Regions from separate parts of the Homo sapiens genome. Here region 1 is linked to region 2. A link is an interaction called in ENCODE POLR2A ChIA-PET data of the cell type or tissue named here. Cell type or tissue: MCF 10A. All regions are shown on one strand. Links, peaks and the distances in the headings refer to the core of each region. The heading gives the core; the rest is flanking DNA. Region 1 overlaps LMBR1 (limb development membrane protein 1). Region 2 overlaps LOC102723795 (a long non-coding RNA gene).

What was found. Peaks named below come from ENCODE experiments on the same cell type or tissue, not always from the same donor. Only the 100,000 strongest peaks of a DNase experiment are listed, where the experiment ranks them.
Region 1: POLR2A ChIA-PET joins it to region 2 with 5 read pairs; 1 of 35 experiments calls an interaction of 5 or more read pairs at or near these places.

What each region holds. Positions count from the first base shown.
Region 1 is chr7:156,827,271-156,832,654 of GRCh38, forward strand. All of the region lies in intron 3 of LMBR1 (limb development membrane protein 1), which reads right to left. Among named protein-coding and RNA genes, the nearest start is that of LMBR1, 63 kb to the right of the region's middle. In MCF 10A, for the core only: a CTCF peak has its summit at 517 (motif pointing left); a DNase peak (open chromatin) is centred at 2,601.
Region 2 is chr7:156,900,681-156,906,064 of GRCh38, forward strand. LOC102723795 (a long non-coding RNA gene) reads left to right here. Exons shown (of 4, transcript XR_928253.3): 3 at 2,625-2,824. Among named protein-coding and RNA genes, the nearest start is that of LMBR1, 10 kb to the left of the region's middle. In MCF 10A, for the core only: no CTCF peak of the experiment used is centred there; a DNase peak (open chromatin) is centred at 3,031.

The DNA.
Region 1 (5,384 bases), core at 104-5,103, 74 kb before region 2:
AACAGAAAACTATTAAACAGTATTGTACTATTAATATTTAAAACACTACTTTGTCATAAAAAAGATAGCTTTAATAGGTACTAATATGGAAGAATATCTAAAATAAGTCAACAAAATAATGAAGAAAAGCATGGACAATAAATGTAAAACATGTTCTCCCCCCACCAAATGCATATTTATACAGAGGTACAAAAAAATCCAGCATAACATGTAACAATCCCATAGGAAAGAGGGATTATAAGGTGCTTTCACCTTCTCAGTTACACATTTCTGAAACATTTTTATTTTCTACAAGAAACACCTAACTTTTTAAAAGATTTTAAAAGGATAAATTGGCAAAGGAAAAAAGAACTTCACTAATATTAGAGATAGAATGGATATTAAAGTTCTATTAAAGTTAATATTGGAAGAAAGTAAAAATAAATATAAGAAAATATTTTTTAAAAGCAGGAAAAAAAAATACTAAATACCCAAAAACACATCTAACAGAGAAACTTTGAGGCCAATGCCATCTTGTGGCAACCAACAGAAGTGTATTCCTACTTCAAAAGCCAAAAATAACCAGGAAACCTCCTTGGTTTAGTAAATCAATTATAAATTTTAAAATACAGACCATATGATACTTAAGAAAAATACAACTGATATCAGATACAGAATTTCTGTGAATTCATTTTGCTCAATAGACACCGCATTTCCTGGGAAAAGCCCTCAGACAAGTGCTGTCTCAGGTCCGCAGCCAGCTCTGGCAGCGACCAGCCAGCAAGCGGTCTCCAGCAAGCTTCTCCAGTCATGGGAGGAAGCTATCCTGATTGCTATCATTCCTTCCTATGCTAAAATTGAGATCAAATCCAAAATCTCACCATTCCAGGTCCCACACGGCTATCCCAAGATAATTTTCCAGGCTCTTCTCTCACTATGACCCATTTCGACATACACTTAGACTTACCTAACCCCCTCATAGCCCAAACATGAAATGGATTTTCAGGGTTCCTTCTTGCCCCTCTGCACAGTCTACTCACTCCCTAGAATACCCTCTAAGTTGCATGGCAAACTCATACATGAATTTCAAGACAGACCCTAAACATCATTTGCCCTGTGAAGCATTCCTCAACTTCACCTTCTGAAATGGAGCATTATTTTTAAAAATTACATCTTCAGAGTAATGCATCTTTTCTAATTGTGGTAGTAAGACAAGTGTTTCCCCAAATATCTGACATTTGTGACTAGGTCCTCAATCCAACCAGGAAGACAGAACCTTTGTCTAAATAAAATAAGGTGATGAGGGCATACACTCAGATGCTGAATATAACTAGTCACTGAATATAACTAGTGTAAAAAAAAGCCATATCTACAGATCATATTGTAAAGTGTCTTTGCAAGGTGATGATAATTAAAACAATAAAACCACCTTAAATCACTTTAACACTCCACAAAGCTTTCACATACTTTCAGTTAGCAAACAAGGACCAGGATCCTTGATTTATGAGTCTCTCATCTCCTGTTCTTAACCCCCATCATCAGTGATGTGGGATATGATGAGGTTTCTCTTCGAATAATCTGATCAATCTTTTACTCTTTAATTCATGGTGCCCCACCCAAATTTTCCCTTTTCCTCCTTTTTCCTTTTTGCCTTTGTTAGATGCCCAGGCACACCACAGTACCAGGCGTTATCAGTACCAGCTCACATTCCTTATTTGGAAAGAGAACTTTCTAGCTCATTAGACGCCCCTTTCCCTTTCCTCTCCGCTTTTACGTGCCTACCTTATCTAAAAAAAATCAAACGTTTAGCCAACTGGGATTAGATTGTACAATCCGACCCCAGCCAACGGGGAAAGCATACAGGGGCAGGACTTGCGTCAGGAATAAAGGCTCTCGTGCCCCTTTATTCAGGTGTGCTCTCATGGCGACTGGCCAAGGAGACACCCCTCTGCGCAGAAGTAAAATTGCTTTACTAAGAATTCTTTGTTTGAGCGTTCAATTTCCTTAGGATTTTCAGTGTTATTCCTAACAGTGATATGGTTTGGATATCTGTCCCCTCCAAATATCATGCTGAAATGTGATCCCCCAGTGTTGGAGGTGGGGCCTCATGGGAGGTACTGGATCGTAGGAGCAGACAGACCCTACAGTAATGAGTGAGTTCTCATTCTGTTAGTTCACAAGAGAGCTGGTTGTTTAAAGGAACCTGGCACCTTCTCTTCAATCCTGATCTCCCTTCACCTTGCACCATGAGTAAACGCTTCCTGCGGCCTCACCAGAAGCCAAGCAGATGGCAGTGTCATGCTTGTACATCTGCAGAACTGCGAGCCAAATAAATCTTTCTTTATCAACTACCCAGTTTCAAGTGCTCCTTTATAGCAACACATAACAGACTAACACTATCAGGCTCTTCCTAAGCTTTCTACCATGGCCCTGCTGCTCCTCATTCCCAGCAAATGACTGACTCTCCCGTTTCAGAATGAAAAAAGGGGTATGATCCCTCCATACTTACCACCTGATAAAGCTATCAACAGACACAATTATTCTCCTATCTGTCAACCTCCTGCTCATCTGTGCCGATCTCTACCTCTGCCGTCTCCAGGGGCCTTGCTTCACCGGTTAGTCATCCTCCCTCTAGCTGCTGACCGGCCAAAAATAAATATCCTCAGGTGCTTCTGCTCTTTCAAAATGCTTCTGAAGCAGAACTCACATATCACACCTTTACTTCTTTATCCTCAACTTCTTTATTAACCCACTACAGTAGGACTTCTGCTCCTCACCTAGAGTGAAACAGGTGCTCCTTACGGTCAAATCCATCAGATCCTTTTTAATTGCAATCTGAATGTGACCTTCTATGACATTTCAAATTGATAAGCACTACTTCCTTCTTGAAACTCTTTCCCCAACTTCTACAATACTCCCTCTTCCTCATTTTTCAATCTCAGACTCAATGTGACACTCAATTTTTTTAAACAAAAAATAAATGCTTTTTATTTATTTGTAGTTATCAATAAAATGAAAGACCTCACCTTTTTAAAACTCCACTGCAAAATACAGATTACTATAAAAATATATTTCATGGGTTAGTATTTCAATTTTTTTAAATTAAAAAAACTAATCATAAGCAAAACCTGCCACTTTACATCTTAAAGTTTAACAGGTTGATAATATCTAATCAAGAAGTACATATGGAAACAAGACTTTATCATAGTTGAATTTAAATCATTCAAAATTATTCAGTAAGATGTATATAGTGTTGATGACAAAGAAAGTTTCATATTTAGCATTTTGCTCACACCCTCCCAAATATCATCAAAAGGTCTGATTCTCTGTGCAACAGAAAAGTAACAAATTGAGTGACATTTTACATTCATCTGTGAAATGTTGGCATACCAGCATTCCATCTTAAGTCTTCATCTCAGCTAATCAATAAACATTTGCTGCATGAATTAGGCTTCCTAATACGTCACTCTAAACTAGTGATTCTTAAGCGGTAACACTGTCAGGATCACCTATGGAGCTTTTGTTAAAGCCCATCTCGGAGATTCTACCTCAGTGGGTCTTTCAGGTGGGGCTCCCTCACTATACAGGTATTTGCAGAGTGCCTGCTCCCGTGCCAGGACTGTGCTAGGCACTTGAGAACAGTGAACGAACACAAGCGAACATTCTTGCCCAAGGAGGGCTTATCCTGGACTGCAGAGAGTCAGGCAATAAACAATAAAACATTAAATATGTAAATGTATAATAAACTAAAGATGATAAGTGTTACAGGAAAACACGGTAAGGAAGACTGGAAATGGGGAGGAGGACACACAGGTTTCAATATTAAGTGTGGCACTTAGGGAAGGCCTCACTGAAAAGTTGAGACTTAGGGAAAAACACAAAGCAAAACAAAACTAAATAAGGTGAGAGTTAATTCAGTGGGATATCTGACAGAAAAGAATTCTAAGCAGACAAAACAGGTCAAAAGCGCTACGGTGGAGGAAACATTAATTTCACCCCTAATTGTATCAAGCACCCTACCCTAGATTTTTTTTTTTTTTTTTTGGCAAATGCTATTTAATCCACACAACAGTACTGCAAAGTAGGTGAGAACTCTGTTTTACATACACAGAAAGTGAATATTTGTTTCTCCATCTCTTCTGGACTCAAGTTAATCATGGGTCCAGAATTTGAACCCAGATCACCCTAACTCATCAGTTCTCACTCATTCTACCACAGCAAAAGACAAAGAGATCAATAAGGGCAGGGAAGAAAGATGAGGGAGACTAGTCAGACTCCTCCTCAGGTGACCCTCTTCCCCATGCCCCTCCCTTAACTGTATCACCACTTTATACGAACCCACTGACCTTCAGGAAGAGGATTTCTGTATGCATCCCCAGGATACAGAAACCACCCGTGACTCGGAAAACCCAAACCCCTCGCACGTGCTGTGCCAGCTGCCCCAAAAGCAGGTAAGATGCTCCTGGGCATCTACCATAAGGAAACAGCACATCACCCTATTGTCATTCAATGTACTTTTAGGGGTAAAAGACAAAGTGATGTGTTCTTTTCTGTTTATAAATTACGGATCTACGAGTACACTGAAGTCGATTTACCACCACAGGTGGCACACAGACTGAATGGAGAGGAGAAAGGTATGTATCTCACTTGCCCTTCACACCTAGAGGGTTTCACATGGAGAGAATATCTACCTTTTATTCAGTCTCTTATTCGTTGTAGCTTTTGTGAGGTGAGTGAAGTGAATTTTTAAAGGAGCTCTAATTTATACAGAGGAAAAAAATGATTCACTTAATTTTCACAAATGTCACAGGGCTAAGAATAAAACTAAAACCCGTAATTCTGTAAATTTAAAACATCAAGTTTTGGGCCTAGGTTTTAAAGTGAGAGTAAGAATTTCCAGCATAAAGTTACAGCTATTTTTGTTTCTTATCTAGCTTCCCTATGTCATTTAAAATAAATTACCAAATCTAGTAAATCACAATCCATTTATATTCATTTTTCAGTTATGAATCAAATCAGGCAGAGTCAAGTCATTTATTAGCTGGGAGTTATTAATTTCTTTATTGAGGTGAAATTCACATTACATAAAATTTACCATTTTAAGGTGAACAATTCAGGGGTGTGTAGTTCATTCACAATGTTGCACAATCACCTCTTTCTTTCATGTTCATTGCCCCAAAATAAAATGCCAAACCCATGAAGCAGCTGCTCCCCATTCTCCTCTCCCTCAGCTCCTTGCAATCATCAATCTGCTTTTATCTATTCTGGACATTTCTTATAGATGGAATTGCACACTATGTGGCCTTTTGTGTCTGGCTTCGCTCACTTACTATGGTCCATCCACAATGCAGCATGTATCAGTACTTCATTTCTTTTACAGCTGAATACTATTCCATTGTATGTAG
Region 2 (5,384 bases), core at 217-5,216:
TTCTTCCCCTTGTTCCCCATTCCCACTAGAGGAGAACTTAGTGCCTTCCCAGCTTCTGAACCCACTCCTTGCCCCGGGTCCCCTCACCATCCTGGCTTCACTCTCCACTGGAGACTCATCCACACAGGGTCACAACTGCACTTTGTTGGAAGGAAACGGGTTGAAATACAAATTCCATGTGTTACACTCCAGCCTGGTGTCATGCCAGCTTTCATTTCTCAAACATTTTTGTTTTACCACCATTTTTAAGGCCATTCTGCCTTTCAAGCTTTTATCTTTTAGTTAAAATAACAAATATTTCTGAGCACTTAGTATTTGCCAGGCACTGTTCTTTTTTTTAATTTTTAAAAAATATTTCGTGTAGAGATAGAGTTTTGCCATGTTGCCCAGGCTGGTCTTGAACTCCTGGACTCAAGCAGTCGTCTTGCCTCAGCCCCTGAAAGCGCTGGGATTACAGGCGTGAGCCACTGCACCTGGCCTGTTTTTTTTCTTTTCTTTTCTTTTTTTTTTTTTTTTTGAGACAAAGTCTTGCTCTATTGCCCAAGCTGAAGTGCACTGGTAGAGACAGGGTTTCACCATATTGGCCAGGCTGGTCTTGAACTCCTGACCTCAAGTGATCCGCCCACCTCAGCCTCCCAAAGTTCTGGGATTACAGGCATGAGCCACCGTGCCCAGCCTTAAGTTATATTTTTAAAAGGTAATAAATGCTCCGACTCCATCATGTCCTGCTTGTGTTATTATACTTTACTCTTGAGGCCGCTTTCGTCAGCTGTAAAATGGTGTGCTCCTCCACCCTCAATATCGGTACATCTGGTAGCTAGAACTGGCCACAGTGGGAGTATTTACAGCACAGAAATCAGTCAATGATAACAAATCAGGGCCCCCTTCCCCTCCTTGAAGAGCTGGTTGTTAAGTAATTACAGCACACCATGGGAGCCAGCAACCGTTTTAGAAAGAGCCTCAAATGAAGATGTTCACACTGTGGGCTAATGTTGAACAACCAGATGATAAAAGGTGGAAATTGAGGAGACTGGACAAGACTCTCACCTGGTGGTTGGTCATCCCACGTGTCTGCAGAGGCGAATCAAGGGGATTACTAAAGGGAAAACAGGAATTTTTCTCAGGAAAACAGTTCTAAATTCATGAAAATACAATTAAGTTCAGAAACATCGATTACTTTTACACCAATCAGAAGTTCTTCTAGTCATACACATGTTTGTCGGTTTCTGAAAGGGGTGTGATACGGTTTGGCTGTGTCCCCACCCTAATCTCATCTTGAATTATAGCTCCCGTTATTCTCATGTGTTGTGGGAGGGACTCAGTGGGGGATAATTGAATCATGAGGGGGGTCCCCCATACAGTTCTCGTGGTAGTGAATAAGTCTCACAAGATCGGATGGTTTTATAAGGGGTTTCCACCACTGCATTCCAGCCTGGGTGACAAAGCGAGAATGTCTCAATAAATAAATAAATAAATGACAGAACCTACAAAGTGCAATGACACTGTAAAAGTTGGCTGTTAGTAATAGTATCAACGTCATCATCACCATTATTGTTATCATCTAAAAACCAAGATCTAAGCATGGATTATGCTAATATTTACAAATTGGGTTATATATGTATGCGATACTTAAACATTTTTTTTTTTTGAGATGGAGTCTCGCTCTGTTGCCAGGCTGGAGTGCAGTGGCACGATCTCGGCTCACTGCAACCTCCGCCTCCTAGGTTCAAGTGATTCTCCTGTCTCAGCCTCCTGAGTAGCTTGGACTAGAGGCACCTGCCAGCATGCCCAGCTAATTTTTTTTTTTTTTGTATTTTTAGTAGAGACGGGGTTTCACCATGTTGGCCAGGATGGTCTTGATCTCTTGACCTCATGATCTGCTGGCCTCGGCCTCCCAAAGTGCTGGGATAACAGGTGTGAGCCACCGTGCCCGGCCCAACATTTCTAAGGAATTCATGACAAACTTGTAACTTTTACACAGGGGATGAAAGACTAAAAGGATACTTAAAATGGAAGACAGGACCTTTACTTTGCAAAGAAATTCTGTGGCTGTCCTATCCATGAATCAAGATTTACAAGAACTAATCAGAGGAAATTGGTAGACACAAAACTGGAATTAGCTTGAGGAGAATTACAGGGTATCATGTGGAATTTAAGTCCACACATAAAAATAATATCACCCTCCTGAATCTTTCAGCCTTTTTCAATCTATCACCACTTCAACCTTCCGTGTCAGTCTCTGATTATTTTTTTTTTTTTTTGAGACGGAGTCTCGCTCTGTCGCTAGGCTGGAGTGCAGTGGCGTGATCTCAGCTCACGGCAACCTCCACCTCCGGGTTCACGCCATTCTCCTGCCTCAGCCTCCTGCGTAGCTGGGACTACAGGTGCCTGCCACCATGCCAGGCTAATTTTTTGTATTTTTAGTAGAGACGGAGTTTCACCATGTTAGCCAGGATGGTCTCGATCTCTTGACCTCGTGATCCGCCCGCCCCGGCCTCCCAAAGTGCTGGGATTACAGGCATGAGCCACCGCGCCCAGCCCAGTCTCTGATTTTAACAAGATTTCATCTTGGGACTAATGGTACAAATTTCACCCATCCCTAACTAACTCTCATTGAAATGTAGAGAAACAGATGATCAAGACTCTGCTAGCAGGAGAAAAAGAGAGAAAAGAGAGATGAAAAAGTCTTGTGTGACCAGAAGCTTATCAACCTTGTGTGCTGTTGGCTTACTTTAACATTTACAGCAGATGATAGAATTGTGTTCAGATGACACAATAAGGTATCAAATGACTTCACGAAAGCAAGACGGCACTGAACCCCAAGGTAAGAGATTGTACGGACATCATTTAAAGGTTTGTGTCCCCCCTTAAAGGTTTGTGTCCCCCTTTGGTAGTCCAGACATGAAAACGTCTAATCTGGGTGTGGCTCAGATACCACTCTGGAGTAGGCTAACTTTGTAACTCGAGCGCACAGAATGGCAGGAAGCAAAGCAACAGTCGGAGGAACAACCTGGGCCAACATGGCACGAGATCAAAGAGGAGAACAAGACGTGCTGAGCCCAGAGGGGGTGAGTCAGAGAGAGAAGAGGATGTTTTCTTTTGGTCACTGCAGACATAGGTTTTGTTGTGAGCACTACATTGTCTGAAAAGCCCCCATCCTAATTCTAGGTCTGCAAGCCAAGAAGATGGAGCAGGTTCTCGTGGGGCTCTGTCTCCAGAGACCTTGTGTGAGCTTGGTAATGAGAGGCCCAAAGCCAACATTTAGATAGTGCTGCTCCAGGAAAGGGAATTAAGGGCTTTAAAAATGGATGCTGAATTGCTTGAACCCGGGAGGCAGAGTTTGCAGTGAGCTGAGGTCACACCATTGCGCTCTGGCCTGGGCAACAAGAGCAAAATTCCGTCTGAAAAAAAAAAAGCGGATGCTGAGGCCAGGCTCACTGCAACCTCTGCCACCCGGGTTCAAATGATTCTCCTGCCTCAGCCTCCCAAGTAGCTGGGATTACAGACACCTGCCCCTACGTCTGACTAATTTTCTTGTAGTTTTAGTAGAGACAGGGTTTCACCATGTTGGTCAGGCTGGTCTTGAACTCCTGACCTCAGGTGATCCACCCACGTCAGCCTCCCAAAGTGCTGAGATTACAGGTATGAGCCACCACACCCAGCCTTAGGCATAGTGGCTCATGGTAGCTCATGCCTGTAATCCCAGCACTTTGGAAGGCCAAGGCAGGAGGATCGCTTGAGGCTAGGAGTTCCAGGCCAGCCTGGGCAACATAATGAGACCCCATCTCTACAACATAAAAATTAAAAAAAAAAAATAGCTGGATGTGGTGGCACATGCCTGTAGTCCCAGCCATTCAGGAAACTGAGGCTGGAGGTTGACTTGAGCCCAGCAGTTCAATACCACAGTGAGCTGTGATTGTGTCACTGCACTCCAGCCTAGGCGACAGAGCCAAACCCTATCTCTAAAAAAACAGAGAATGGATGCTGAACTTACACTTTTTTACACTAGCTCTTATTTTTATTTTTATTTATTTAGCTTTTTATTTTTATTTTTTTATTTTATTTATTTATTTTTTTGAGATGGAGTTTCACTCTTGTTGCCCAGGCTGGAGTGCAATGGCGGGATCTCAGCTCACTGCAACATCCGCCTCCCAGGTTCAAGCGATTCTCCTGCCTCAGCCTCTTGAGTAGCTGGGATAACAGGCACCTGCCACCACGCCCAGCTGATTTTTTGTATTTTTAGTAGAGATGGGGTTTTACCATGTTGGCCAGGCTGGTCTGGAACGCCTGACCTCAGGTGATCTGCCCGCCTCGGCCTCCCAAAGTGCTGGGATTACAGGCGTGAGCCACCACGCCCCACCTATTACTTTTTTCTTTTTTCTTTTTCTTTTTTTTTTTTTTTTTTTTGAGACAGGGTCTCACTCTGTCACTCAGGCTAGAAGGTAGTGGTACAATCTCGGGTGCCTGCAACCTCTGCCTCCAGGTTCAAGTGATTCTCCCACCTGAGCTTCCCAAATAGCTGGGATTATGGGCATGCGCCACCACACCCAGCTAATTTTTTGTATTTTTACTATAGATGGGGTTTCACCATGTTGGCCAAGCTGGTCTCGAATTCCTGACCTCAAGTAATCTGCCTGCCTCAGCCTCCCAAAGTGCTGGGATTGCAGGCGTGAGACACCGCGCCTGGCCACTACACCAGCTTTTAAATATACTTTCTAGAGGGGAAATGATGGAAACAATGAGGAAGGCACACTTAAGAAGTTAGTCTTTCTCCCTTCAGTCTCAGTTCTATTCTCTAGATGCAACCAGGACTAAGGGTTTCTAGCCATTCTTCCAGAATTTTCTACACATATATAAGCATTTTTAAAAGTACACAGTTGAGATCTGTTTTGCCACTTACATTTTTACTTAATAATATATCTTGGCTGTCTGACCATATCATTACGTACAGGTCCATTCCATTCCTTTGCTTCTTGCTTAGTAGTCCCCTGACTAGTATGTGCTGCATTTACTGAACCAATCTTCTGTGAGCGGGCGTTCAGGTTATTTACAGCTTTGTTCTGCTTTGCAGCTCTCTTCTAACAATGCCGTCACATATATCCTTGCACGTATTTCCTTGCATACTTGTACAGTTTTAGGGGTTGGGGGCAGGCCCCTGGTATGAGGTGGAAGCAGCTAGATCTTTTGGATAAGGCTCCACTGTGCCCAGGCCATGGCATGGCAGCAGCCCAGGGTTATCAGAGGATTCCAAGAGCTACCTGCTAGGGACAGAGTCAGAGCTGGTGGTGAAAGGAGTGGGTGGTATTTTCTGTCTCATGTGACACTGGGCCAGGTGGGGACAGGCAGTGTTTGTAAAGACCTCAGGAAATTCACCCAGGAGAACA